Linked DNA regions of Homo sapiens: region 1 is linked to region 2. The links are chromatin loops, found by intact Hi-C in ENCODE. Cell type or tissue: endothelial cell of umbilical vein. All regions are shown on one strand. Links, peaks and the distances in the headings refer to the core of each region. The heading gives the core; the rest is flanking DNA. Region 1 holds the start of LOC101928866 (a long non-coding RNA gene). Region 2 holds the start of LOC105371629 (a long non-coding RNA gene).

Region 1 (15,481 bases), core at 585-4,584, 160 kb after region 2:
AGATCGAGACCATCCTGGCTAACACAGTGAAACCCCGTCTCTACTAAAAATACAAAAAATTAGCCGGGTGTGGTGGTGGGCGCCTGTAGTTCCAGCTACTCAGGAGGCTGAGGCAGGAGAATGGCGTGAACCTGGGAGGCGGAGCTTGCAGTGAGCCGATATCGCGCCTCTGCACTCCAGCCTGGGGGTCAGAGCAAGACTCCGTCTCGAAAATAAATAAATAAATAAATAAATAAAATAAACTCCCCTTTATATATACATCTATCCTGTTAGTTCTGTCCCTCTAGAGAACCCTGACTAATACAGTAGCATTTGCTATTATTATTCTCTTTAGATTGCAGCTTCTACGCAGTGCTCTGCCTGGTACATAGAGACCTTAAATACATGAATGAAGGAGATGGCTTGAACAAGACACAGAGGGCCGATGGTGAAGGCGGGGGAGGACAGCCTTGGCACCCAGTGTGTGAGTTACATTGGTGGCTGTGCCAGGAAATCTAGGCAAGGGTCAAAGGAACCAAGAGTGAGGGAGGAGCAGGCTTCCTAAGTGGCCCAGGAACAAACACTTGGTTTGCATGAGCTACAGGAAGCCAAATGGTTCAGGGAAACTCCCAGCCACTCTTTTCCTATCCCCGAACACGGGAATGCCATTTTTACCCAGGCTTAAAGAACCCTTCTTTATAGACAGACAACTTTCACTTTCCTACAATCCACACCTTTTCTCCCAGAACCACCAGATCTGCATTCCCAATGTGGGAGCTGCGTTTCCCACAGTGCTTTTGCTAAAGTTGTGTGCCGTGGCCGCAGTACCCCTGCCAACCATCGGAGCAGGCACAGTGGAAACAGCCCTGCGGCCAGCTTGAGAGATTTTCTCTGAGCCTTGATTCTTCATCTACAAGATGAGAGTCAACATAGCTATTTGACAATGGCATTACGGTATCATGAGGATTCCTTGTCATGAATATGATGCACTTTACAAATTCCAGTGTGCAGGAAACACTTTCTTTTCTAGAGTGGGTGTCTCATTTTCTACTCCTACCCCAATGTATGATAATCCCAGTTATTCTGCTGCCTTGATAACCAGTAAAGCAACTTAGCTTTCACTCTGAGCGCTCACCCTGCCAAGCAAGGAAGAAATTAGAGCCCCTCTTTTTTCAGGGCTGTTCCCCCAACACACACTCTCTTGCACACATACTCACAGGCTGTAGAGAAAGAACAAGAGACTGGGTCTTGCCTTGGGCCTGTCTGCACTGCTCACCACTGAGACACCCGTTTCCAGTCCTTAGGGTGACTTGAGGTCAGCCAGCTCTGCCATGGATGAGCCACCCCAGTGACGGAGGATGTTCTGAGAATCTGGGACCCCCACATGGCTGCTCCTCTCTGAGGTCCTACTCCCGCCTAGGGCTCTGGGAAAAAAACACAAATTACTACCTAACAAGCTTATCCTGCCTCGTGTCTATAAAGCACTCAACCTCATCCCAGACCCATAGAAGAGGCTCAGCTAGACTTCCTTCCATTTCTTCAGAGAAAGGAAGGTTTTCTCCTCTCCCTGTGGGAGGCGCTGTGAACTGGAGACCAGGGCTGTGCTCTGAGGGCAGTACGGGGACAGCACCTGTGTCCTCCGAAGGCTCCATCAGCTGCGTGGGTTCAGATCATCCTCAAGGACCGCAGGACCTCAAGCTCGGCTGCACTTTGTTCATTTTGTGGACACTGGAGAGCCACAGGCCATGTCCCATTGGATGGAGGGGCAGCTCTTAGGAACACCTGCCCACCCTGAAAGGTAGGGTGTCTGCGGTGAGGAGCTTGTTCCCTTTATTCCTGCTCCCTGCTCTGAACTGTTTATTCGGCTTGTAACCTAAATCTGTTTCCACATCCTCTGTTATAAGTGTGGGTTGCCATGCCTGGCAAGGAGGGGCAGTCGGTATATGTTGACTGAATGAGTGGTTGGATAAAAATGATTTCCTGCTGATGATTGTGTGGGTTTGGACATGACCTGTGAAGTCGCCTGTGCCTCGTGGGGCCATTTCTGCCCAAGGGAAAAGTTCTGCTCTAAATCCCTATGCAGGCAGGGAAAGCAGGGGAGCAGCTGGGGCAGGTCACTGGGGTACTTCTGGAACACTTGGATCCCTTGGCGAGAGCCTCTGTTCTTGGGCGCCCCCTAGGGGCAAACACTCAGTACTGGGCAGCCAGACCGGCTTCCTTCAACCTGAAGAGCCCTTTTTGCTGGTGGGGGAGAGGAAGGGTGAACCCTTGCATTCTAAGCTACTGCTGCTTGTATCTTTCATTTATTCCACCCCCTTCCCCCTGTTTAAGTGCTGCTTTAATAGCTAGTCTTAAATAGAAACAATTCTACTTGATTCCTTTACAACTAAATATTGAGTTAATACTAGGTACCTAATTTGACTATTTTTCTTCCCATTAACCTAATATGTATATTATCTCTGATTTTGATCCTCTTACCTTTCAAATTACTAAATTCCTTTTGTTTTATATAACTGTTTTGGTCTTTTCTGTTCTGCTTCATATAATTTTCTTCAGCAAGTATTTCATACCAATAGCTTGGTTAGATACATGATTAATTTCCTCTTAATATTTTATTTATTTCAAGTATTCATGGAAGGGGGAAGGAGGGAGTGGGTTGGGTACACACCACATGTGATGGGTGCCTCTGAAAAAGCTGGCTTCAGGGACAGTGCAGGGACCGCCACAGGAGCACCTGTCCCTAAAGCCTCCTCCACCCCCCAACTCCCACCCCAACATACTTCTGAACTGGGTCCAGAGCCCTGGGGGTGGGAGTGGAGCCATTAAAAAAGGGAAGCACTGGTGTCTCTGCTAAGTGGAGCATCCTACCCTGCGAGATCCTGGGACAGGAGTAAGGACTGGAGGGTATCGTCCCCAAGAACTAGAGGCCTTTGGGGGCACTTAGGGTTCACAAGGAGCATGTGTCACACCCTTCGCATGCTTTGCCTTATTTAATTCTTAGAAATAAAATGTTAAAACCCTATGAGGTAGGTACTGTATAATATCCGATTTTACAAATGAGGAAACAAGTTCAGAGAGGTTAAGAAACCTGCCCAAGGCCATGTAACTGGTATGGCAAGGACCTGGAGTTTAGAGCAGGGCTGTGTGATATTACAGCCCAGGCTCATTTCCCAAGGCTGCTATTCCAGGACCCGCCTCAGGCCAACTGAGTTATCGGGGGAAAGGATGGAGTCCCTCCATCCACACTATGCAGATGACCCTCCTGCATCGGGGCATGGCCTGGGAAAGCAGGGATCATGTCTATTTACTCATTTTTTTAAACCACAATTTTACAAATGTCAAGTGGGAAATGCTGTCACGGGGTGCAGTGGTCAACACAGTCCACCCCTCTACTCCCCAAGCAAGGAAGGTGGAGGGTGTATGCCCCTCGGGGAAGAGTCTGGGGTGCAGGTCAAATGTGCTGGCTGTGTAGCCATGGCTCCCCCATTTAGCTGTGACTTCAGAAAAGTTAACTTCTGAGTTAAACAGTTTCCTCACCTGCAAAATGGGAATAGCAGCAGTGTTTATTTCTTAGGGTAGTCATGTGGGCTAAATAAACACACACAAGGCCGGGTGTGGTGGCTCACGCCTGTAATCTCAGCACTTTGGGAGGCCGAGGTAGGCAGATTGCCTGAGCTCAGGAGTTCGAGACCAGCCTAGGCAACACGGTGAAACCCCGTCTCTACTAAAATACAAAAAACTAGCCAGGCATAGCGGCGTACACCTGTAGTCCCAGCTAGTCGGGAGGCTGGGGCAGGAGAATTGCTTGAACCCAGGAGGCAGAGGCTGCAGTGAGCTGAAATCATGTCACCACACTCCACCTGGGCGACAGAGCGAGACTCCGTCTCCAAGAAACACGCACATACACACACACAGGCACGCACACACACAAAAAAAATGCTTGCTCAAGCCACTACCTGGTTTGTGACAGTGGTTCCCTGTATCCCAGCAGGCAAACCATTGACTCTAAGGACCCACAAGGAAGAAGACTGGCAGGGCCACTGAAACACATTGAAACAGAGGATGCAGGCCCCAAGCTCCTCATCAGTTGCCCTTTAGCAATGGGACAGATCAACATCTCTTTAAGCCTGAGCCATCCACCCTTCCATGAGGAAATGGTGCCATGTGTCCCCGGCCCCTAAGCTGCTCTCCCATTTGGCATGAACCAAGCTGTGGAAACGGGTTGAGGAGCAGCAGGAGGCTGCAGAGGCGGGGCCAGGGGCTTCCCCAGGAGGGGCCATACATGGAGCTGGGGTTTGCACTCTTGAGAGGATGTCTGAGAGTGAGCTCAGGAGGGGCTGTGGCAGGTGCAGCTGTGGCTGAGGACTGCTCAAGGGAATCTGAAAAACGGGATATTCCATCCTGGAAAAAGGGGCTGGTGGGGGCGTGGGGTTTAGACAAATACCCTTATATTAGCCAGGTGCCAGGGGAGGAAACACCACGAATGAGAGCAGGAGGAGGTGGGGGCTTTAGAATGTGCCCATTCCCATTCCTATCACTGAGCCAAGAGAGAGAAATGTCCTTCTGGGAGACTTTGCCTTGGTATCAGGAGCCATGGGGCTGGGTGAACTGCAGGTCTCCAACAGGGACAAAGGGAGGAAGGGAGGAGCTGGCATCCCAACAGCCAGGGGACAGGATCTGAGTGGAGGGGCCTGAGAGCCCCAGAGCTCCTGCTGGAACTGCCTGAGAAGGAAGGTCAAGAGAGGAAGGTCCTGCAGTCCACCCAGTGGTCAGCTACCCTGAGGCTGGGCCGTAAGCGCCACAGCTGAGGGAGGAGATGTGCTCTGCTCAGGAGATGAAGTGACGGGTCAAGAGGGAGGAAGGGTGGGACGTCCAGAGGAACAGCAGGATGAAGGCCAGGTAAGGTTATTGCATCAGTGAGAGGAGTCTCATGGACACCAGGCCAGCACTTCACAGTGTCCTTCCTGTGGACTTCTGTGGCTCCCATTTTCTTTTTTTGTTTGTTTTTTTGTTTTTGAGACAGAGTCTCACTCTGTTGCCAAGGCTGGAGTGTAGTGGTGCAATCTCAGCTTACTGCAACCTCCGCCTCCTGGATTCAAGCAATTCTCCTGCCTCAGCCTCCTGAGTAGCTGGATTACAGGTGCATGCCTCCATGCCCAGCTAATTTTTGTATTTTTAGTAGAGATGGGGTTTTGCCATGTTGGCCAGGCTGGTCTCAAACTCCTGACCTCAGGTGATCCACCCGCCTCGGCCTCCCAAAGTGCTGGGATTACAAGTGTGACCCACTGTGCCCGGCCGGCTCCCATTTTTCTTATTCTCTGAGCACTGACAGCTGAAGGAGACAATACTCAGAACCCAAGGGCTGCTGCGTTTATGAATAGCCCATCATTTCCTGAGGCAGGAATGATAGGACCTCCAAAAACAAGAATATGTTAGCTGCCCAGACCCCCATGTGGTGAAATGTCAGTCTGACACACACAGCTCAGAGAACACCTTGTTGTTCAACAGTCTTAGAGGATGTGTAGATTTCCGTCCAGTCCAAACTGCTGTGTGCAGTGACAAGGCCAGGCAAAGGTGCTCTTGGGCCAGTGGAGCAGACAGAGGGCTGATTTGGTATGCAGCATGCCTGCTGGGACAGGTGAGCATGGTCTCTGCTAGAAGAAAGAGCCATTTGATATGACAGGGGCACACTGCCCCCCCAGGGCCCAGCATGGACAGGAGCTCCCCATGATGAGCGGAGGGGGTGTGCCGTCTTCAGAGGCTCAGGCAGGCAATGGGACTGGCAAAGCCTGGCATTCAGTGGCCCTGCCTGGCTCCTGCAGTGGATTCAGAGAAGCTAGGATTCAGAGGAGCTAGGATTCAGAGGAGCTAGGATTCAGAGGAGCTAGGATTTAGGGGAGCTAGGATTCAGGGGAGCTAGGATTCAGAGGAGCTAGGATTCAGAGGAGCTAGGATTTAGGGGAGCTAGGATTCAGGGGAGCTAGGATTCAGAGGAGCTAGGATTCAGAGGAGCTAGGATTTAGGGGAGCTAGGATTCAGGGGAGCTAGGATTCAGAGGAGCTAGGATTCAGGGGAGCTAGGATTCAGAGGAGCTAGGATTTTGGGGAGCTAGGATTCAGAGGAGCTAGGATTCAGAGGAGCTAGGATTCAGGGGAGTTAGGATTCAGGGGAGCTAGGATTCCGGGGAGCTAGGATTCAGAGGAGCTAGGATTCAGGGGAGCTAGGATTCAGGGGAGCTAGGATTCAGAGGAGTTAGGATTTTGGGGAGCTGGGGTATTGGGAAGCTCACCAGGCCAGGAATGAGGTCCAGATGAACATGGCAGAGACCCAGCCCCAGTAGCTGGGTTGTGCTCCTCCTCTGGGCTCCCTCAGTTCCCTGAGCCTACCGCAAGCATCACACTTACCATCTTGTGCTAAAATGGTCAAATGATGCCTCTGTGAGCCTCATGGATGGTGAGTTCCCAGGAGCCAGCACCATGTCTTAATTACCTGTGTGCCTTTGGTGCCTTGCAGAGTGCTTGACGCATGGTAGATGCTCAGGAAGCCTGTGCTGAATGAACATGGGAATGGGTGTGGTGTCACCTGCATGTTGAACTAGAGCTGCTTGCTAAGAGCCAGCCTGGCCCGGAGCCTGGGCCTGCCAGCGAGCTGTGGGGCTGAGAGCCAGGCAGGCCCCGGGATCCGTGTTTCTCTGGCTGGGTTTCTCTGGATGATCATCATGGTCTTTCGAGGGATGAGGGCACAAGAAGGGGATCAATGGGGTTTAATCAATAATTAGATACAAATAAATTCACATGTGTGTTTAGGGGATTTGGCAAATGAGTGCAGCTTGCTCTAGCGTTTGATTCAATCCAAGTTGTCTTTCCCTAGAGGGCAATTTTCACACATGTTGCCACCCAGAAGAGTAATGTCACTTATGCCTCTTCCTCAGCTTTAAGTCAGAGTCCAGGGCCCCAGAGGGTTCATCTTGAAGTGTTGGTTTGTCACATGGCTCAAGAACACCTCAGAGTCCCATGTAGGGAGGAGCCGGAAGCGTCAGGAAGCAGGCTTCTGTTGGCTGCTCACTGCACAAGCAGGGCTGCTGGTGAAAGTGCATGCTGGGTGAGCAGATAAGATAAGGATACCTCAACCCTCTGTGAGGAAAAGGCTGTCCCAGGTGTCTGGGTGCAGTAAAAGGTCTGATGTTTGGCTGCAGAAAACCAGCCAAGTGAGAGCATTTGTGGAAAAAAATCATGAGAGGCTTAAACAGAAACACATCGGGCTTCCTTTTGCTCATGGCCACGAGTCGAAATTACCTACCCTGAGAATTCACGACATGGCACGAAGTAGACATCCTTGATGTTTGCATAGGAAGTGTCCTCATGGGTCACCAACCAGGAGTTACCTCTGCACACCTGGGCATCCCCAAAGATCTACAATGACCAGGAACATGCGGCCAGCTCTGTCAGTTAGGTTCTCAGTTGCAAAGAGAATCCACATTCAGCTGGTTTAATTGTTGGAAGGACTAGAGAATAAGGCTGGACTCTAAGCTTCCAGCAACAATGTTCGGAGCCACCTCGGAGATGGGCTGATTCAGGGAGCTGGCTCCCTCGCTCCACTCACAGAGGCAAACAGGATGCCTCGCAGGGGTTTCTTCAGGGCGTGACTCAGAGCTAAACACAACCCAATCTTATGTCCAGCATATCAACGTGGATCTGGATGTATATTGTTTAACTTTGTTAAACCTAAACTAGAGAAGAAAAATATTTTGGCATTAAATGCGAGAGGAAAATAGAATCCATTGAATTCAAGTTCTAGAAAACCACACAGCCTGTTTATGAGCATTCTACCAATGCTCTTTGCCAACAAGAGAAAAAATCCACAGCCCTGCACAGGGCTCAGTGATGTAACAAGAAGAAAGGAGCAAACCACCTTGGAAACTGCCTAATTCTTAGTCTTTAAATGCACCCAGATGCTCCCTACTCACCACTCAGTCACCCAGGAGAACCTCCCAGGCTGGCTATGTCTATGCTAGCATCAGTTCCCTCACTTCTCTCATCTCCCCTGGGTCTCTCCACCAGAGCTCTCAGGATCTGCCTTTGGCTTCTCTGTTTGGAGACCCACTTAACCAGTTTTCTTGAGCACATTGACCTCAGCTCTCTACGTGACTCTTGGCTTTACAAGTTCCCTCACTTTTATCACCACCCCACAGCCCCAGGTAAGAGATGCTCTAGGCCAGGCGCAGTGGCTCATGCCTATAATCCCAGCACTTTGGGAGGCCAAGGTGGGCGGATCATCTGAGGTCAGGAGTTCGAGACCAGCTTGGCCAACAGGGTAAAACCCCGTCTCTACTAAAAATACAAAAAAAAAAATTAACCAGGCATAGTGATGGGGTCCTGTAATCCTAGCTACTTGGGAGGCTCAGGCAGGAGAATAGCTTGAACGTGGCAGGTGGAAGTTGCAGTGAGTTGAGATCATGCCACTGCACTCCAGCCTGGGTGAAAAGAGTGAAACTCTGTCTTAAATTAAAAAAAGGAAAAAAAAAGAGAGAGAGAGAGAAATGCTCTGTCTCCAGCCTAGGCCCAAACCCCTACCAAGAGAAGAGGATTCAAACTTTCTGGGCCAATGTTCACATGGACTCAGCTCTGAGGTCCTAATGACCTCGGGGGCAGAACGTTCAAGGGAAGGAGGTAAACCAGATGTAAAAGAGTCAATGGCCAGGCTGACCCCACTGGATGCCAACCAGCAGTCAGTATCTCCGGGTTCTGAAAAACTTGGCTCAATCTGAGTCATTGCCATGTTCGGTGGGTGGGGCCTAGCATTTGGCATCTCCAGGCAGGAATCAAGTTCAGGTGGCTTCATGGGGCTGGACACAAAGGTTCAGCTGAAGAAGGTTATGGATTCTCAGCCAAGAAGACAGCAGCAGGGCCCACCCCTCAGGAAGGGGCTGGCAAAGCTGAGGCAACTTGGTTGGGCCCTAGTGCTACTCAGAGGGCTTAGAACAGCAAGAGAAGTGTAGACCAGACCCACATTCTGTGCTGCAGAAGGGCAGAAGCCTGTGGTGGGGAGGGAGGTTTGCAGGGCCTTCCACAGAATGAGACTGGGTTAGACTGGGACTGGGACAGACTGGAACTATTGCACGGGAAAGCCCTGGACAAACCAGATCATTATTCCAGTCTCTGTCTCAATGCTCCAGCCCACTGGCCATTCAGGTGACACAGAGGTGAGTCCCTAACCCTAATCCTAACTCTTCCAGTTCACATTTGCTAGGAGATTTCATTCTGTTTGAGTGTCCAGTGTAGGTTTCCTCTTCTTTTTTGTTTTTTGTTTTTTAATTAGACAGGGTCTCATTCTGTTGCCCAGACTGGAGTGCAGTGGTGTGATCCTAGCTCACTGCAGCCTTGGCCTCCTGGGCTCAAGCAATCCTTCCACCTCAGCCTCTAAAGTAGCTGGGACCACAGGCGTGCACCACCAAACCCAGCTACTGACTTCATGGATTTTGGACCTTGTAAGCTACCTCCCTTTTACCCTAAGTGTGGAAGAACTCGAAATCAAGTTTTCTTATGAGGAGACTTGTTAGAGTAGAATAAGGAAGATGAAATGTGTCAGGAAAGTATAGCGGAGATTAGCTGCCTGCCCCATAAGCCTGTCTCCTCTTATTCTTGGGAGAAACCTGGCCATATTTCCCAGCCTCTTTTGCAGTGAGATATGGCCTTGTGATTATATTCCAGCCAAAGGAATGTGAGTGGGAGAGACGAGGGCTATTCCCAGGACTAACCCAAGAAACCCTCCCATCTGAGACGTTCCACTCTCCATGGACCCTGTGTGAAGCATAGTCCCCCAGCAAGGCCAGCCCCAAGAGGCTACTGTGCCACTCAGTTTGATTGTTTCAGTGATGGATGGGAATTTGAAGCTGTCAGAGGTGGACAGGAGGCTATTAGGGGAGGGAATCTCAACTGCAGAGCACCTTCCGGCAGGGAAGCTGAGAGAGACAGGCGTGAAATCATCACTGTACTCTATTTGGGTTCCATCCAAAGAGGGTAAAGGGAACTGGCTAAGTAAGGAGGCCTCAGGAGCCCTGTTTGGCAGGAGCAGGGAGAGCCTCTGCTGGCTGGCGGTGTTGTCTTTATCTCACATGGTAGGTGCCCTGTGATGGTTGGTTGTGGGAAGAGTAGCAGTTTCCCCTGGGTCTCAGAAGGCCCTGGCAAGCATAGGCCTGTCATGGTGAACTTACAGAGAAGATCCTTCCACAATACATTTGCTCAGACTTTTCACTTGTCATTGGCTGTATTGAAATAGCCAGAGATTTACAATGATCTGTTCAGACTGTTATGTTTTGTTGCTGAAATAGAGGTACCAGGAAGTTCATATGATAAAAACTGGATATAAATTTTCCAAAGAAACAACATAATAGGATTATGATTCCAGCCAAGGTCTGATACACTATGATAAAAATGATCAGAAATTGCATAGTAATCAGTGTGCCAATGATAAAAGCTATTTCTACTCTGCTCGGAGTAAAGCTTTCCAAGGTGTCTATAAATCAGTCAAGTAGGATGACACAGGAATCAATCATATGAGATCTCTAAAAATGTCATGTAAGAGGATCTCATGTAAGATCGTCTCTGGCTGAGGGCAGCCACCCAGATACTGCAGCCTGTTGGGATGTAAACAGCCAGGGCATCCTAAGTGTGAGTCGTCTAGGTCACATGTATTGAGCCGTGTCTGTTTGAGTTTGACTGGACAGCAAAGCCTGTGGGATTCTGGGTCTTTGTGAAATGTTCCACCCTAATCAAAGGACTTTAGAACATTGGGCCCCCAGTGGTCGAATAGGCCCCTCAGCACGCATGATGTTCTCTTCATGTTCTCTGGGCCTTGACGCAGGGAGTGGCTGAGCCTGGACCTCATCATGGGCCAGACCCAGAATCACAAAATGCCAAACTCAGAGGCTTAAAACCATTTTAAAATTCCCCCCGACCCCAGCCTCCCCTCACAACACTGTATCCTTAAAACTGAAAAAAAAAAAGCAGGACCCTTGTAAAGAAAATGAAACCCAAATGATATCAACTTGGAGAACAGAGACAGGTGGCTGCTTCTTTCTGTCTGTTGTGAATATTCCTTTTCCCCCAAACTCCGATGGAGCAGCAGTGGGCTCTATGCTGCTTGCCCTGGTACAGAGGGGTTTTGCCCTGAAGGGGGATTAGGAAAAGCGTGTCTGGCGTTCTTCAAGTAAGAACGTCCTATGGCTTACCTAGAACAAAGTCACACCACAGCAATACCAACACTGCAACACTGCTTCAACCTCGTTTCTCTTGCAGGTGCAAAAGCTTCTTAAAAGAATATGAGAATCATTATTCAGACTGGGCATGGTGGCTCATGCTTGCAATCCTAGCACTCTGGGAGGCCGAGGTGGGAGGATCCCTTGAGCTCAGGAGTTGGAGATCAGCCTGAGCAACATAGTGAGACCTTGTCTCCACAAAAAAATTTTAAAAATTAGCTGGGAGTGGGGTGGCGCATGCCTGTGGTCCCAGCTACACAGGATGCTGAGGCAGGAGAATTGCTTGAGTCCAGGGGTTCGAGACTGCAATGATCCATGATCATACCACTGCACTCCAGCCTGGGAGAAAGAGCAAGATCCTGTCTCTTCATAAATAAATAATCAGTATTCAGGTTCGCCACGTGGATTCCCCCAGCCCCGCCAGAATATATCGATAAAACAATGGTGTACAATGTTTGAGAACATGAATAGTAAACGCTGTGAGAAGGCACAAGCCCAGAGCTGTGGCTCTGTAGTTAAAATTCTGCCCAAATGATAATACCATGTGTACTTGTGTATATATACATAGATAATTTTTTACTTTATAATGCAGCTTTGCATTGAGACCCTGATTTCTCTTAGACCTTCTTTCCTAATAGATAGGCCAGTGGGCTCATGTGCTATGCTTGGCTAGAAGGCAGCTCATTTAACAACTGCTCAGCCAAGCAAGGGAAGCTCTACTGCAGGTCCAGGAGGCCCCCAAGCCAAAATTAGCAGAAGGAGGTGGGGCACATTTTCACGGGGCTGGTGGATGTTGAGATGGAGTCAGTCATTTTCACTGTAATTCCCTTAGAGGAAGGGCATTCCTACCACGAGGCCATCAGATCTGAGAGGGCTGAATTAAAAGGTCCAAGGAAACTGAAAAGTTCCAGCCCCTCATTTATAAGTGGGGAAAGTGAAGCCTGGGAAGCTGGTGACCACCCCCAACTCCCTCTCCTTCCGCTGATGCAGTGGCAGACACATTCTCCTCTGGCTATGGTGGAGTAAGACCCACAGCTGTCACCAGTGTCAGGGCTGGGAAATCACCACCTAGGAAATGCATCAGAAGTGCTGCAGGTGGCTCCAGAAGTTCCAGTGGCCTCCAGGAAGGATAGTCCCAAGCAGGTGTGTGAAATGGGAGGGTAAGTGTGGTCAGTAGTGGCCTGCATGGGGATGTCATTCACATGCAATTTGCATTAGTTCCTGTACTCCTGTGCTGTCTGTCCTCAGATGTCCATGTTGGCCTTTTCTGTGCAACTAGCAGTTGAAATGAGAGGGAAGAAGGAAGTGAATGACCAGTGATAAGAGGAAAAGAGAAATCAATTTCACCAACCCAGATCCCCAGTGATTTTTTATCCCATGGGGTGCCATGTTCCTCTGACTGTCTACTTTAGCACAAACTATGGCTACCCGCAGAATGGCCTTTTCTTTAGTATTCTTCATTTGCCCGAAAAGCTTCTTATCTTTAGCTTCTTGTCCCAACCCTCTTCCCGGATGATAGAAGAACTAGGAAAAGAGAATTTTTAGGTGGGCAGGGGTCTGGGGGTGGTTGTGGGACAGGGGCAGTGTGAGGTCAGAGGCATCAGAAACCATCCTGCTGAGACTGGCTACCCCACCTCATACAGAGTAACCCAGGTTAAGTGAGACGGTGCATGCACGTTGAACCAGAGAGACTTCATGGCATCCTCCAGCCCAAGGTGGCTTCCGGTCCGAGGTGGGGTCGGTTCGCGCGAGGAGCGCACAGCAGAGGACATGGGCTGTGCGCTCAGAGGAGGAGCTGGCTGTCCCTGGAGGACGTCCTTCTGAGTCAGTAGGTGAGTCCTGCTGCAGAAGGAGCCACTGCTTCTGACGCGTGCCTTGCACTTCGACCGTAGCAGGCCATGATCCTCCTCAGTGTGGACTTTCCTTCTGTTGCAAGAGGGAGGCCTGGTGGGACTCTGAAACCTGGCCTGAACCCCTCATCTCAGTGGCCGAAGCCCCCCAGGCCTGAAGCTGTGGTGACGCTCTGGACCACCATGTGGGTCCTGGCATTGTGACCTCAGCTGTTCCGTACACAAAGGGGTGGTCACCCTGCCCTCACCTTGACCTGTAAGTTGCCTAGGACAGTGGCCTGGTCCCAGGGGCTGTTGTGGGGAGTTGAAGAACACCCTGGCCTCCTCCATCATGTCGGCCAAGAGGGCAGAATTGAAGAAAACACATCTGGTAAAAGAGAGACATTGCTGGACAGTGTGGGTCCTCTCTGAGCTCCTACTGAATGGAGATGGTGTCGGGGCAAGGGATACAGAGAATGCTCGCATGAATCTCTGGTTTTTCTTTCTCTGTACTGAGCATAAAGCAGCCTCTCAGTCTGGAAGGGGTGTGGGATTAATCCCTAGCCTTGGGGGTGGGAAGGAAAGAGGCCTCTGCTGCCTCCCTCTGGGGATGAGGAGCACTGCCAAGGGAGCACTCCCTACTCCAAGACCACTCATGGTTCCACGGCCCATGCCAGGCCTGCCAGGCCCACATCTAACCAGCAGGGCTAAGGCTCAGAATAACCTTATTAGATAAATATAATCATCACGTCGATTTTATAGATGAGGAAATGGGGGCTCAGAGAGGCTAAGCAACTCACCCAAAATAACAGAGATAGTAGAGAGGTCAGCTGAGACTATAGTGCAAATCTGCCTATGGCCAAAGCCCTTGCTCTGGAAACAACACTTCCGGGGCTTGCTTCTAGTTATCTTAAAGTGCTTTCTCCACGCTGGCGCCTCCAGCAGGGAGAGGGCTGCCTGCCAAATAGGCAGACACACGCCCATAGGAAGAGGACAGCACGACAAGATGTGATTTGTTAGGAATCGGATCCGGGTGCTGCGGGGTCTGTGAGCCTGAGCTCAAGCCAGTTGGACAGGCAGGGTTGCATGGTTGTGGGGGGCAGGGGGCAGGGTTCCCGTGCAAGGGCCAGATGTTCTCCTCCCCAATCCTGATGTCTGCCAGCCTGAATCTCAGTCTCCTCTTTTTGCAGAGCAAGAACTACAAGGCAGTTTGCCTGGAATTGAAGCCAGAGCCGACCAAAGTAAGAAGCCCTTTTGAGGCCATGCAGGCAGCCAGGCCTGAGATCCATGGGGAAGTGACCAGGAGTCAGGGGTCATTTGCTGATCCTAGTGGCCAAGATTTGTCCCAGGTGCTGGGGGATGCACTGAGAGTTCTTGCTCTCATAGAACTTCACACTGTAACCAATCAGATACATAAACGAACAAGGACTCATTCAGCAGTGTTACCTGCTCTGCTGGGAATCAAGACAGGGAGACATGTCTGAGTGGCTGCCGTGGAGTGGGTGGTAGGGAAAGGCCTTCCTTTGAGCTGAGAGCTGAAGGACAAGACTCTGGCTTTGCAAAGGCAGAGTAAGAGCCTTCTAGGCAGAGGAGGCAGCATGCACTGAGGCCCAAGGTGGGAATGAGCCTGGCTGTTCAAGGGACAAAAGGAGCTGAGGCCCCGTGGGCCAGCAGGGGAGTGGAACAAGATGAGCTGAAAGAGGGAGGAGGATAGAGGAACCTTCTGCACAGGTGGGGCCACCAGCTTTCCTCTTGCCTTAGCCCTAAGGGAGGAACAGAAACACAGGGGGATCTCTTCTGCCTCTGCACTTCCACCGCCCATCTGCAATTCCCAAAGGTCTGTGTTCCTGTTTCAATCCACAGACATTTGATTACAAAGCAGTTAAACAAGAAGGGCGGTTTACCAAAGCAGGAGTGACACAGGACCTAAAGGTGAGTGCGTGAACTTGGAGGCATGTCTATATTCCAAACCACGTGAGTGTAAGTTTTCCCCAAATCCTCAGTGCCTGTTTCCTAAATACAAGAATATCCTCTTACATAGGCACAGTGCAATTATCAAAATCCAGAAGTTAACACACAGACAATACTCATCTATAGCCCTTGTTCTAATTTCACCAGTTGTCCCACACATGTGTTGCATAACAACAGAAAGGGGACGTTTTCTGGTCTAGGGTCTGATCCAGGATCACACATTGCCTCGAATTACCAGGTGTCTTTTCTATAATCTGGAACAGAACAGTTCTTTTTCTTTGGGTACACTGACATTTATTTATTTTTATTTTATTTTTTGAGACAAGGTCTCCCTCTGTCGCCCAGGCTGGAGTGCAGTGGCATGATCTAGGCTCACTGCAACCTCCAACTCCCAAGTTCAAGCAATTCTCCTGCCTCAGCCTCCCGAGTATCTGGGACTATAGGC
Region 2 (15,481 bases), core at 5,201-9,200:
TTAAAAGATAAAAAAATGCATGTCATTACATAGGAACTTTAAAAAATAATCTTTCTAAAAAAATAGGCAGGCCGGATGGGGGATGGACCCATGAGGTCAAGAGATGAAGACCATCCTGGCCAACATGGTGAAATCCCTTCTTTACTGAAAATACAAAAATTAGCTGGATGTGGTGCTGTGCACCTGTAGTCCCAGCTACTAGGGAGGCTGAGGCAGGAGAATCGCTTGAACCCGGGAGGGAGAGTTGCAGTGAGCTGAGATTGCGCCACTGCACTACAGTGTGGTGACAGAGTGAGACTCTGTCTAAAATTTAAAAAAAAAATGTATTTTAAAATATAATATTTGAAATAAAAATGTAATATAACCAGTATCATAAAATATAACAAGATTGTCCTTTTGGAGCCTGAAAAATAATTGAATAAAAGAGTTTTGTTTTTGTCACTATCACTATCCTAATGGATCAGAAGTAATAAGTAGAAGTACCACAGATCAATTTTTTTTTCCTTAAGAACTTAAATTTTCCTTTGGGGAATTTATTTTCTTTTAAAAAATAATCAGGACCATAATTTTCAAAGGTTTGGATAAAGGATAATATTCTACAGAAAAAAAATATAGCATATCTACAAACCAAAGACTATATATTTGTAATACTGGTTTTTCTTCTCTTTCTTCCTTTATATAAAATATAGGGTCTGATTAAATTCATTGGCCTATTTAATATTAAATATGTTTAAAAATAGAGGAGGAAAATAAGTAGCCGCTGAACTGAGGAAAGGGGCCCCTCATTTTCTCTTGAATTTGATTTCTTCCAAACAACACAAAATTTGGGGCCAGACTGCTGATACTGAGAATATGTTCCTCTCCTTTCCTTACTCAATCTATTCCCTTCTCCCTTAAAACACACACACACTCTCAGACACACACACTGATCTTCCTCTCCCTGGCCCCTCCGTATTCTCGGACACAGATGTTTGGAAACTGCTCACACATTACACACAATGATCATTTTCAAGTCAGGAGCTGCCTCTCAGATTCTGAGTGATACAGGCTCTCCAGTTGCTGAAACAAATGAAAAAGCACATAAGTGGAATGTCCTTTTGAAAATTCAGTACATCGTTCCAATAAATATATACATTGTTGCATCTGGATTAATACACACTGAGGAAAAGAGCAATAGCTTCTGATAAACCTAATTTGGAACAATATGCAAGCTCCTTTATAAAATTAATACTATTATAGAAAATTTGGAAAGTATAGAAAGCTATGAAGAGGAAAAAAAAAAACCCAAAATGCCAATTAAAGATAAATTTGGAGTAGTTTAGTATACCATAGTGGTTAAGGGAAAGCACTCCAAGAGCCAGCTAAAGCATGAATTCTGGCTCTACCACTTTGTGACCTTGGGCAAGTTACTCACTTAACTTGTGTCTCCATTTCCTCATCTGTAAAATGGGCAAAATAGTATAATTTACTTCGTAGGTTTTTATATTTTAGAAGTCTGTTTTCCTAGGAAATCGCTGTTGTAATTTTCCTTTTTCTTCCTTTTTTTTTTTAATGCTTGATAACAGTCTTTAGAGTTCTACTGGATTTTGGTGTGCTTCAGTTAGTTGTAAGGAAATAATGGAAATTGGAAATTGGATGAAGTTAACTGCCTGCAGTAGTATTTTGAATTATATAATACATATGTATGTCTTTGTATCAGTGGTAAGCCAAAGACTGATTGTACCATAAGATCTATGCTTTTTCTAAATAGATTTTATAGAAACAGTAGCCCATAGTTGCAAATATTCTTTAAAACGAAGGCAAAACCAAATGCCTAATGATCGTTATTTCTACTGAAACTGAGTGTTATCTGCATTATATGAGAAAAATGGACTAATGCTTTAGTTGTGACAGCACATTAGCTTAATAGGAAATCTGTAAGCCTAACATAATTATGTGTGTGTATGTATATGTATAATTATGTATGTGTATATATAAAAATATATGTATGTATGTATAACTAAATAAATATATAAATATATTTTTAAATCCACTAAAGAAAATGAATTTGTTTAAACTCCCTTTTTAAATGAGGAGGTCCAATATTACAGGCACGTCCTTGGCTCTCTGAGCATATTCAGAGATAGTACCCAGTAATATCCAACACTATCCGAAAATACTTTTAGTTGCTTTTCATTGTTTATTCATGAATTTTTTTGTAGAAATAAAAGTGTTGGTTTTGTTCTTTTAGTATAATCTTACTCATATGATGAAATAAAAGTAGGAAAGATTTCCTTGTATTTTCCCATTTAGATTTTGCTTATTATTATTATTTTTTTGAACTGTGGTCTTGTTCACATGAAAGCCTTAGTTTCTCAACTCAATATCAGGGGACTGATATTTGATTTTGCCTACTCCCTATAATACTTCCTCCTAGCCAATTGCCATTCCAGAAAAAAAAAATGCAGTCTACTAAGTCATCTTAGTGGGAAGAGCAAGGTAAAGCTCTAATGCTTAGCCAGAAGTTCTAAAAATATTTTGTGACTATCATAATTGTTACTTGTTTGACATGGCCCTTTCTAAACACTTGTAAGTACTTTGCTAACCATATGAATTAACAAGTCTTCTGATCTTCATAATGCCTCCCTTTATCAGAGAGCAGAAGTATGTATGTATGTGTATCTGTGTATTGTGCTGGCATCCCATCATACAAAAATGAAATTAAATAAAGTTTTAATGGTATTTCTGAATAAGTGGGTGACTTTGGTGTTTGTCATTCAAATGATAAACAATGGTTTTCTTTTTAAATATGAACTCTCAAAAGAATGCAGTGGGAAGACCCACATATCAGAATGCCAATCTTTTTTATGGGTAAACATGAAAAGACACTGTGTTTATGGTTAGAAGAAGCTGAGTATATGATCATCTGCTGTTCAAAAGAGGAAGCACATGTAAGCTCAAGAGCCAGCACACTTACAGCCTGGTATAACCTCAGTTGGTTTGCTTTGAGATGTGTTTTCTGCTTGGAAGAGGAGAACATAGGTATCCAGAGGGTGGCTTGTTGTTCATTAATTTATTTGATAAGCAATAAAATTGATATGCAAGTAATTTTTTTTTTTTGAGACGGAGTTTTGCTCTTATTGCCCAGGCTGGAGTGCAGTGGCGCAATCTCAGCTCACTGCAATCTCCTTCTCCCGGGTTCAAGCGATTCTCCTGCCTCAACCTCCCGAGTAGCCGAGATTATAGGCGCCTGCCACCACGCCTGGCTAATTTTTGTATTTTCAGTAGAGACAGGGTTTCACCATGTTGGCCAGGCTGTTCTTGAACTCCTCACCTCAGGTGATCCACCCACCTCGGCCTCCCAAAGTACTGGGATTACAGGCGTGAGCCACTGTGCCCAGCTGTGATTTTTAATTATATACAGCTAGCTTATTATTTTTGTGCTCACTGATTTTCAAAAAGATCATGCATTTATGGTTTCAGAATTTTTTTTTATTATTTATTTATTTATTTATTTTTGAGACAGAGTCTTGCTGTGTTACCCAGGCTGGAGTGCAGTGGCATGATCTCGGCTCACTGCAACATTTGCCTCCTGGGTTCAAGCGATTCTCTTGCCTCAGCCTCCCAAGTAGATGGGATTACAGGCATGTGCCACCACGCCTGGCTAATTTTTGTATTTTTAATAGAGATGGGGTTTTACCATGTTGGTCAGGCTAGTCTCGAACTCCTAACCTCAAGCAATCCACCAACCTCAGCCTCCCAAAGTGCTGGGATTACAGGCGTGAGCCACCGTGCCGGGCCTGGTTTCAGAATTTCTTAATGGCTAGCATATTGAATTGTATACCTGAACCAAAGTCAGAATCCCATAATATTACTTTTATATGGGATGGAGGGAAAATACATTATCTACATTCTTCAAAATTCAGCAAGTATACTATTTGGTTGATTCATAACTAAGAAAAAAAATCTCACAGCCTTTTAGAAACACTATATTTGTTGATATTGAACTTTGAAACTATCATAGATGTAGCCTCCGGGAGTTTACTTTTCTCTGTTTTCAAACCATTTATTTATTCAACAGATACTTAGTAAGCACTTACTATGTGGCAGACAGTATACTTTTAGCGTTGCAGATATAGCAGCGAACAAGGCAGTTATAGTCTCTGCCACCACTCAGATTCTGAGTGATACAGTTTTCTCCGGTTGCTGAAACAAATGAAAAAAGCACATAAGTGGAATGTCCTTTTGAAAATTCAGTATATTGTTCCAATAAATATATACATGGTAAGGGTGGGGTGGCAGCAGGGACTTTGTCTTATTTCCCACTTATCCCAGAGTTCAGGAAAATGCCTGACGTTAGTCAGTGCTTCATAAATGATGGATGGATGGATGAATATATTACACTCATCAAACCTTTTTAAAGTATTTAGACTTAAGAGGACTTTAGCATAACTTGAGGACAGGGGCCATAGCATATCTATTTTCTGATGCCAGCCTAGCACTGTGTATGTTATGTGCTGAAATAAGAACATTAAGGAATTCATCTCCATCTTGTGCAGTTTCAAGTGACTAACTGAAGCCAATAGAATTAAATACCAAGGAAAGATAGTCCTTTCATCATTTACACAGTTAGGACCTATTTCTAACAGGTGGGATCGTGGTCAATAGAAGTTGCTTCTAAGAGTAATTTCTACTTAACCTTCAATGTCTATGAACCCATAGCCATGTGCTATGGGAAACACAGCTTTTGGGATAGAGACTGAAGTGACTGGTAAAATTGTAATCTTTTCCTGCAGCATGAGTGAGTTCTCCAAGAAGCTGGAGAAGCACGAGTAAATGCTTCACTATTTAGCCATGAGCTCAAGCTAGAAAGTGGCCGAAATTCATGTCTCTGTAGTGAATCCCTCATTGGTTACGAATAGCCTCATAGAGTTTGATGGAGTTTTGAACTGTTGCATTAGATCACACAATTTGACCACTCAACTCAGCACCAAGCCTGTTCATTTTGGATAGGTGAGGCCACTTTAGCCATTTTATTTCTACAAATAGTCACTATGTTATAATTATTTGGTTTCACATTTCTCCCCTGTATAAAGAGTTGGGTAGGGTTGTCTTGACTAATCCATCTTATGTGGTCCTGGCCCAGCACCAAACTTAATAAATGTTTGTATTAGGTTGAACTGTATAAAAATGCTGTGTTTGTAAGTCAAAAAATAGTCAAATATCAGCAATGGTCAAGTGAATAATAAGAAAAATTCAAGCAGTGAATGACTGGTTGGACTAGATGATTTTAAAGATCTCTTCCGGTTCTGGGATTTCATGACCTTATAATTCAAACATAAATAACATCATCAGTCAGTTTCAATACTTAGCTACCAACTTATGAAACCATGGTGCTCATATTGTACACAAACCTGGCACCCTGTTCTTGTCTTTCTTGGAACTTATCACAGTGATTTAGCTATTTTTATACTAGATGACTATGTGCTCCTCATTTTAATGTGTATAATACATATCTAATGTGTAAGATATATAATACATATATACATAAATATAAATGGGTAGATAGATGATAGATACAGTGTATGTGTTTCCATCAGCTGTTAAAAGGTAGATGATAGATTAATACTGTGTCATTTTCATGTCTCTTCTGTTCTACTGCTTTAATGTGGCAGGTGGAGTCCACTGTGATTCAAACTATGAATTTTTTCATTGATCAATTCTGACATGCTAACCTCAGCAACTGAGCACCTGCATAATATGTTAGGTCATCATATTAATAATGAAGATTACATAGTTGACTTGCCTTTTTATTGGGGGAATATAGAAAAAAACCCTAGAAATATGACTGATTTTAAAACAAACTAAAATGATGATTGAGAACAGTAATACTATCTATAATTTCATTGCATCTAGTAGAAAATTAGCTTTGGAAAGCCACTCAGTTTATAAAATTGTTTTGATTATTCTTTATTTAAAAAATGAAGTTCTCAGTTTTAATCTCAACAGGAAATCTCTTGATTACAGCAGAGCAGATTTTTATCTGTCAATAAGTTAAAAAAATTTTGAGGAGGAAATCAGGCATCAGCTTCCAGGGGTCTAATAACTTCCTAACTTAATGGGACTTGCCTAACAGTAGATGAACTTTTCATTTTAAGACTTTGCCTTTAGTAGTCAACACTGTCCTCAGCACAGCTACAGACTATATAATACAGAGTCCATACAATACAGGGCATTTCTGTATGAATAAAGTATTAAATATTTTTTAAAAATAACTTTTAAAAAATGAAGTTCTAGCCTAAGACCTGAATTAAGGGCTTTAGGGAAATAAAAACTTTGTTCCTTTTCTAAATTTTAGATATTTCCGTTATGGTAAGTTAAACTGATCGGTTTAAGAAGGTAGTTTAAGATAGTAATGTATATGTGTTAACAGGCTTCTATCTCTGCGTCAGCTGTAAGATTTACCTGGTTTTTATACTCTGAAGAGTTTATATTTAAATTCAACATAATAAAACATTCAAAATAAGAATCTCTGAACTTAGTTTTATTTTAGACTGCTTTTGAAAAAATCACTTCTTAAAGTGCACAGATTCACACATCCACCCTCCCATCCTTTGTGATAGAAAAAATGAAATACTTAGCTTGGTAAATCACATTGCTTCTCCTGAAGTAGACTGCCTTCACCCAGTGCTGTGAAAGAAAGCCCAGTGAGTGAGTAAGGAAGGGTGGCTATTGTTTAGTGCTCTCTAGCAAAAGAATGGGATTGGGGGCGGGGTTGGGGCGAGGATTGAGTTTAACTGGCATTGGCTCTGGCTTTTCTGCATTCCAAACTGTCTGAGGCACGAAATGAGAGCAAAAAGGGAGAGAGCAGGAAAGCGAGCACAGGCGAGTACAGTATACAAAGTGTTTTGAGTTTCTGACTGGCGTGCCGGAAAGATCATGTTAGCACACCCAGAAACTTCACACGATGCAGACCCCAGGTAAGAGTTTGTAGAGTCTGAGACCGAAATGAAAAGTCACGTATTTAAGGGGAATGTGGCTTTTTAAAAATTACACAAATGCAGTGACTATTTACCTTTATGATTATTGGCTTTAAAAAAATAGGTTGGTTTTTATTGCTGTGAGTTCACAGAAATACTGTGTGGAAGCTGTCTGTTAGCATTCCAGTACAAAATCCAGCACAAGAATAGCCATCTAAGAAACTCAGATAAATTAAAAGAATAATGACCATAGCAAAATATTAACACTGCAGCATGTACTTGTTCTGTTAATAATATGAAATGGGTCCTTATTCTGGATCTTTCTTAAAATTCTTTATGAAATATAAAGATACCTGGGAACAGGTAAAGCTCATTTCTCTCTGAGTGAGACAGAATATATTGACCATCAACAAGATATTAACAGCCTTGCTTGAATCTCAGTAACACATAATCTGTGTCATTCAAAAGTTTAACAGGTTTGATCCATAGACAGCAGTAAGAGCATTCAAATGAGAACTTTGCTTGTTATTTTTGCCCAAGGTAGGCTTTTAATATCCTCTGCCAAGATGACAGGTAAGAAAGTTTATTGACTTATTGAAAGTTAAATCTGAAAGAGACTTGGAGATTATCTATAGTCTATTCTCTCCATTTTCAATGAAAATTTTGTGGTCTAAGGTACTTGCCCAAGGTCAGAATTAGGAACAGAATTGAAATGAAAACCCAGATCTCCTTATTGTCAGTTTAACGTGTTTTTCATAGAACCAATTATATATAGGCTTATATTTTCTCTATACTACATCTGCTAGCCCCAATTACAATGAATTATTGCCTAAATAGACCAAGTACATCATAAACCTAGATTGAAATCTTATGGAGAGGAGGTATTGAGAAATGGATGTCATCAAATCACTATTGATACATGCTCTTGACCAAAACCAAAAACATGTAACAAAATATTTATCAAGAGGAAAAAATGGCTTTCAGTGAAGGAAAATTAGTTTGTACGCTGCTTTTAATTTTTTAAAAGACTTTAGGACATCAATTTTCTGTATAAATATGTTAGTAAACTTTTTTCTGTATGCAAATATCTATTTTTGTAATGTATCTGTTTTACTGAAAGCAAATCGTATTCACTGCCTTTGTTATGTTTATTCAAAAATATAAGATAATATTTTAAATTATCCAGCTATTTTGACCAGTTGCTTCCTTATCCAAGGTCCATTTCTGTTTCTCCCTGCTTATAAGGATCGTCTGTTACTTCACCTCATGAATTATGTGTTAGCAGATAATTTAAGTGAAGGATCTTGAGAGCCGCAACAGACAGTGAACATCTGTCTTCATACATTTTCATTTAGTGCCTAAAAAAGGTTGCTGCCCTTTCCATTTTTCTGGAGACCATTGTGGGGATGAGAGGCCACACTATTCTAGTGAGCTAAATAGTAAAGATAGCCACTGTCAACAGAATCTGTCATGGCTCTTTACAACTCCTGGGAACAAGTTAGCTTGATTTGGCTATAAGCACAGTAAAGGGATGTTGTCCTTTTGTATTAAAGCCTGACCTGCTCTTTCCAGTTTTTGGCTGGGTCTGTGTAAGTGTAGTACTGACTTACAAGTCTGTGTGGAATGGGCAGCAAGTTATAAGGAATAGTTTCATTACTCCTCTCGGCTATATCGGAAACCAAATTACCAAGTGAATTCTCCACCCAGTAGGAAAGAAGAGACTGTCTGTCTTACTGGAGAATCCATTATTTAAGCACTGTTTTTAAGAGGACTGATGGCTGTGAGAATGAGGACATTAATGCTCTATCCAACTTAACAGTATTCATGTTGTATTACACAAAGCTTAGATTCTTCTCTGAGCTTTTATCCTGCTTTTAATATGTGAAAGGACTGCCATGATATATCTATGTATATTATGTTGTGTGTGTATATTATATGATAGAATAGAGAGTAAAATGGGCCTTTGGCCTGAGTATATTTTCTGATGCCAGAAATGATCAGAAGTCATTAATCTATTGCTGGTATTTTACTGACCTAAGTTAAAAGAAACTATTTTATTAACCAAGCTAATCATGATAAAACTCACTACCATGCACTACAAAGAGAAAAATACTCAAAGGAAACACACTTCTTTTTTAATTCTGAAAACAAATGTCAGATTATGCAGGTTCATACCTTCCGTGTTAGAAAAAAAAAACAATAAAAAGGTGCCCACTTTGTGGCTAAAGATAAATTTTATTTTTAAACAAGTTTTTATTGGTGTATAATACATGTAGATAGTTGTGGGATTCATTTGATAATTTAATATGTTTACACAATTTGGAAAGATCAAATCAGTATACTTGGGATACCCATCACCTGAAAAGGAGACAAATTTTAAATGGGAATAGAATGGGTATAGTGAAATGAGTGGCATAAAAAAGAAACTCTCATATGTATGTGAAATAATTTTCTTTTGACCAGTGTTTTCTTGAAGGCAGACCTATTTTCACTATTCATGATTTTCTCCTTGATACTGTTTTAAAATTTTTTCCCATGAACAATCTATATATAAATATTGTTTATATATTAAATTTTCAAAGAAGGTAAAGAGCTCTGCTATGTAATGACAACATTTTCTGAAAAAGATTTGGCTATAGTTGATCAAAACTTTTGACTCATTGAAAGGAACTGCTTTCTTTGCTGTTGCAATTTCTTTCTACCTCTTGGGCATAATTCTATGTTATGTGTCCCAGTTAAATCCCCAAGAATGAAATATCTTCAAAGAAAAATGAAGGCAAAAGATAGGGGCCAGGAGCAGGGACTTGAAGCTGGACATATAAATTGTTCTGAGATGTCAAATTAATTCTTTACTCATGAAAGTTACCCAGTTATCCACCCAAGACTCCAAGAGTCCTTTTATGTAGACAACACGATTGTGTTTGCCCTTCTGCTCCAGTCTTGACCTTCAGCAGTCTCTAAAGAGGAAAAGTGTTTGTTACAGACTCTTTTTGTTCTCTTCTGTTGTTTCACGCTCCCTAGTGGTTGTTCATGGTCATTCTTGTTTTCAGTTCCCTGTATATCAGTTGTAGTGAGAAGGAGAAGGAGGTGACTATTGTATTGTGAAATAAGGTTCACCGGATTCTTATATTTGAGTTGCATAAACTTTCTTAAAATAACTGATTCTTATATGCAGAATCAGAAGCAAAAATTTTTGTCCTGTTGTTCCTAGTGGACAATGATTCAAGAAAATGAGTCATGACTCAGCGATATGAATTCTCTTTTAGCCGGGGTTATTTTTAACTGCTGATGGGAATTCCATCTATCAAAATTCCACATTTAATTGTGGGTATGATCTCAGCTTGTGTTTGGAAGCCTTAAGCAATGCCACTCAGAATACTTTCTTTGTACATACTTGACAAGTAAGAGAGACTTACTGAGTCAGTGATTAAAATTCAGATGAAGGCCTTTGTCCTCTCTGGTACCCTCCTTGCCCCTACTCAAACCGTGTCATTAAGCTGAATTGGAAATACTGTTAACTCAAGCACATGAAGAGGGAACCATTGAGGAGATCCTGTTAATAATACGACTCTATAGAACTCCACATTTCTGTCATTCTCAGGTTTGCAATATTTTTTGAGTAAATGAGTTGCTGAAAAACACCTTGAAAAAGTAGTTTAGGTTTGTGCAGCCCTATTCTTTGAAGAAGAAAAGATACCTGGTTCTGCTTGCTCTTTCTAATGTCAGATCTTGGAAAATAAGCAACTTGAGCTGCTGGAATAAAGCAGGTGTCGTTCAGGATCAAGTGTTGCCTAGGATAGCTAGCCTGTTAGACAAGTTGCTAACTGATGTCCTGAATCCAATTCCAAAGATTACGGAGTACCTTTGAAAAATGTTGTAACAGCACTGTTGTGTAACTATTCGTAAATACTACCTTTAGTTTATATGAAGATTAGTAAAATGGGTATTCTTTCCATTTTTAAGATTCTGGTTTGTAACTTTTTTGCTAAAATACTTCAAGTGGGTTGTGTGTGCCTCTCGAGTCAGATCAGAGAAGGTAAGATGTCTGGGTCCCTACTTCAATCACTCTTCTTTCCAGGAATACCTGGAATATGAAGTTTCAGGTAAATAAGTGAAGTGAAATAACAAAGAGAAGTGATTTGTCAAAATGAGTGCAAGAAGAGCCACCAAAAATCTAGCTTGTGTGAGTACATAGAATTGAGTTTGTTCAGTCAAAGGACAAGGGAAGATGTGATAAGTCTATTAACAGGGAAGGATAATCATCTCCTGTGTACCAAGAGCTCATTTCGAAGAGTGTGTCCAGTATGATTATAGAATATTTCTTATCAGTATTTTCTCAAAGTATGGGAAACTAATCCCTCAAACAAAGGGAAATAGATTATTTCAATGCTTTCAACATGTGGTAGAGGAATTGCATCACACAGTATTTGGCCTGCTTTATTTATGAATCTCTATTGTACAGCTGAAATTTAAGGAGTTTTTTTATTAATTGAAATATTTTATCTTTCATATAGTTTGCCACATCAGCCAGGTTCAGTGGCTCATACTTGTAATCTCAACACTTTGGGAGGCTGAATCAGGAGGATTGCTTGAGGCCAGGCCTGGCAACATAGTGAGACCTCCCCTCTACAGAAAATTTAAAAATCAGCCAGGCATCGTGGCATGCACCTCTAGTCCCAGCTACTCAGAAGGCTGAGGTAAGAGGATTGCTTGAGCCCAGGAATCAAGACTGCAGTGAGCTATGGTCACATCACTGTACTCCCGCCTGGGTGACAGAGCAAAACCTTGTATCTTTAAAAAAAAAAAAGAAAGAAAGAAAGAAAAGAAAAGAAATCGCTATATACATCCTGATATTTTCCTTGAAGCATTTTTCCTCCACCTGAAGTCCAGTGAAATGTCACTGTAGTTTCCTGAAACAATAAATACGCTATTATATGAGTAGCATCATTTACTTGCTGGGGTATAATTGCTGAAATTTTGAAATATGCTTTTAGTATGTTAAGTTTTATTTATTTCCTTCCCCTATAAAAAACAGCACTTGGAAAATGATTGGTGATCAACTTTTAAAGATAATTTTTTAAAGTAGCTTTTTAAAATCAATTAAACACCTTACCATTCTCTTCTCATCTCTGAGAAATGGTATAGACCATTTTTATTAACCAAAAATATAGTATAAAGAAGAAACCCTAGGAGTTAACTGCTATCATTACAAGGAATGAAAACTAGTCTCCCTTGTAAACATTTTTTAGCTTATGCAAGATCAAAATGTACTAGGCAGAGGAAATTTATTGTAATATAAAAGGTAGAAGTCTAGTGGAAGTATAGCTGTTTGTCCCCAGTGCCTCAGTAGAACTGTTTAGGTCAACACTTGATGACACTGCTTTATTTTGGTTTTGTTTGGTTTTTTTAATGGAAGGGTATTTAAAACCAGAAGCCAGGCTTTCATCTGGTCTTTTTTAAAAGGAATATCCAAACAATGATTTACCTGTTTTTCTCAGAAGCTATCTTACTGTGAACAAATTGCAAAATGTATTTGACGGTGAAATTTTAATTATCAAGAAATAGTGAGCTTGAAGGGTGTGACTATTGCCATAAAGTGCTGTGATTTATGACAGCTTCCCAGTAGAAATTCTCCCAGTGTCAGAAATTATAAACCCATTTTCATTTTACTTTGTTCTTGAATTAAATATTTAAAGGTAGAATTTTTGTTTCTCTTTCCCCCTATCAGACCTGTGTGACGGGAGAATAGAAACTGTTTTAAGGCTCTTCAGATTTAGTTCAGATGTTGCTTATGTTACATTTTCTCTGATAGTCTGAAAAAATAAATTTTTAAATTTTAACGTTTGATCATAATATATAACAGGCTCCTACACATCAGTGAGAAAAAAGCAAGACTGGAATGCTCATTTTACAAAAGAGGTAATCCAGATGACCATTTAGTATATAACAAGGTGTGCAGCTATTGTTAGTCATCAGGGAAATGCAAATTTAAACCAAAATAGGATTACATACCCATCAAAACGTCTAAAATGAGAAAAAAGAAAATACCAAATGTTGATAAGTATCTGGAACAAAAATAGTTTTCATACCATATTGACGAGAGTGTAAACTTGTACAGTTACTTTGAACAGCTATTTGACAATATCTCCTAAAGCTGAACAATGCTCAGTGACCCAGCAATTACACTCCTATTTATGTACCCAATAGCAATGTATACCTAGGTTCATCAGAAGACCTGTACAAAAATGCTTTTAACAGCACTATTTATAACAGCTAAAAATTTGAAACTACCCAAATGCTCATCAGCAGTAGAATGAATAAATTGTGGTTTGCTTATAAAATGGAATTCTATACAGCAATGAAAAAGAACAAACCACTGCTTCATGTGACAGAATGCATGAACCTCACAAATGTATGTTGAGCATGAAAAGTCTCAAAAGAATACTCACTGAGTGATTCCATTTATATAGAGTTCAGACTGATCTAGGGTGATGGAAATCAGGATAGTGATTATCCTTATGGGGGTAATAACTGCCAAGGATACATAAGAGAGGCCTCTGGCTGCTGGTGATGTTCTGTGGTGGTGTTGTTTTCTGATTCAGATGCTGGTTACTAGCATGAATTACATTTGTGAAAACTTATTGACCTGTACATATGTTATTTGTACACTGCTCTTTTTTCTTTTTCTTTTTTTCTTGAGACAAGGTCTTTCTCTGTCAACCAGGGTGGAGTGCAATGGCCCAACTAATCATAGCTCATTGTAACCTCAAACCCCTTGGCTCAAGTGATTCTCCCACCTCTCAGCCTTCTGAGTAGCTGGGACTATAGGTGCACACGACTACACCTGGCTAATTTTTAAAATTATTTTTTTGTAAAGATGGGGTCTTGCTATCTTGCCCAAACTGGTCTTAAACTCCTGGCCTCAAGCAGCCCTCCCATCTTGGCCTCCCAAAGGGCTGGGATTACAGGCATGAGCTACCACGCCCAGCCTGTACACTTTTCTACATGTATGTTATACTTCAGTAAAAAGTTCAAGGAAAATATTCCTATTATAAGCGCTCCAGTTTGCAAACAAACAAAACAAAAACAAAAAACTCTAGGCAACTTCCAAGTTGATGGAAGTGATGTTCTGTAAAAGTCCTTTTTTGTTTATGGAGAATGTGAGCAGGACACCAGGTTTCTTTCTTTTCTTTTTGGTTTTTTTTTTTTTTGAGATGGAGTCTCGCTCTCGCCCAGGCTGGAGTGCAGTGGCGCGATCTCGGCTCACTGCAAGCTCCGCCTCCTGGGTTCATGCCATTCTCCTGCCTCAGCCTCCCAAGTAGCTGGGACTACAGGTGCCTGCCACCATGCCTGGCTAATTTTTTGTATTTTTAGTGGAGACGGGCTTTCAACGTGTTAGCCAGGATGATCTTGATCTCCTGACCTCGTGATCCACCTGCCTCGGCCTCCCAAAGTGCTGGGATTACAGGCCTGAGCCACCGCGCCCGGCCCGACACCAGGTTTATTTTCATGTTGAAAGTTCTCCAGTCTGGCCGGACGCCGTGGCTCACGCCTGTAATTCCAGCATTTTGGGAGGCTGAGGCGGGCAGATCACCAGGTCAGGAGATCGAGACCGTCCTGGCCAACATGGTGAAACCCTGTCTCTACTTTAAAAAAAAAAAAAAAAAAAAGCCAGGCATGGTGGCGCGCGCCTGTAGTCCCAGCTACTCGGGAGGCTGAGGCAGGGGAATCACTTGAACCCGGAGGCAGAGGTTGAAGTGAGCTGAGATTGTGCCACTGCACTCCAGCCTGGCGACAGAGTGAGACTTGGTCTCCAAATAAAATAAAGAAAGTTCACCAGTCTATGTGTGCCATCAAGGACTTTACATTTGGGGTCATTGAATAGGTTAGATGAGGAAAGCATTTGGGAAACTAGGCTTGTGGATGTATCCTCAAAACAAAATTTCATCATGTAAATAATAGAATTTCTAGGCTTTCTAAAGCTCTGAGCTTACTGTATAAAAACACTAATCTAGTCATACCTTAATTGAAAATATTTTATAATAGTAATATATATAAAAAGATATATATGTACTCGTACTTAACACATTAACTTTTACATATAGTTACTAAAGAGTTGATGATACAAATTTAATAAGAATTTTCCATACTTTGGCTTTAATATAATTTTGCTTTAAAAATATGTATTTGGACTTTTAAAGGATGTGTAATTCCTTGTTATATTGGACGAAAAATAACAGCTTTTTCATCATTGTGAAATGTGAAAATATCCAATACAACAAATGGAAGACGCCTAATAAATGTTAATATCCTTCTTTGTCTTTACAAAACTACAAACATGACATACTCTTGAACATGCCCGTCTTATCTTCTCAGATTAAGCTCTGCCACCTGTGCTGTTCTTCCTGTTCTGAACCATTAAAACACATGTGTTTAGTTTTATTTCTGGATTCTTCTAGAGCAATCTTCTTCACTAGTTCTTTCATATCACTTGTTTTACTCAAACTTGATGTTTTAATGTT

Evidence for each region. Hi-C counts contacts between places; a loop is a spot of excess contacts. Peaks named below come from ENCODE experiments on the same cell type or tissue, not always from the same donor. Only the 100,000 strongest peaks of a DNase experiment are listed, where the experiment ranks them.
Region 1: a loop joins it to region 2, with 5 times the contacts of the local background. A loop is called at or near these places in 1 of 110 quality-filtered maps.

Annotation. Positions count from the first base shown.
Region 1 is chr1:178,499,772-178,515,252 of GRCh38, forward strand. LOC101928866 (a long non-coding RNA gene) reads right to left here and starts at 13,279. Exons shown (of 6, transcript XR_001738307.2): 1 at 12,871-13,279; 2 at 12,305-12,511; 3 at 11,210-11,288; 4 at 7,279-7,391; 5 at 6,384-6,529; 6 at 1,687-1,770. It overlaps TEX35 (testis expressed 35), which reads left to right and starts at 13,338. Exons shown (of 9, transcript NM_032126.5): 1 at 13,338-13,456; 2 at 14,256-14,306; 3 at 14,929-14,997. The coding sequence starts at 13,418. RefSeq lists a silencer at 1,876-2,320. In endothelial cell of umbilical vein, for the core only: CTCF peaks have their summits at 824 and 2,169 (motif pointing left); a DNase peak (open chromatin) is centred at 2,150.
Region 2 is chr1:178,334,650-178,350,130 of GRCh38, forward strand. The region is part of intron 3 of RASAL2 (RAS protein activator like 2); the gene reads left to right. It overlaps LOC105371629 (a long non-coding RNA gene), which reads right to left and starts at 6,692. Exons shown (of 3, transcript XR_922306.3): 1 at 4,080-6,692; 2 at 987-1,059. RefSeq lists an enhancer at 10,142-10,710. In endothelial cell of umbilical vein, for the core only: no CTCF peak of the experiment used is centred there; a DNase peak (open chromatin) is centred at 6,772; H3K4me3 peaks cover 211 bases; H3K27ac peaks cover 1,217 bases.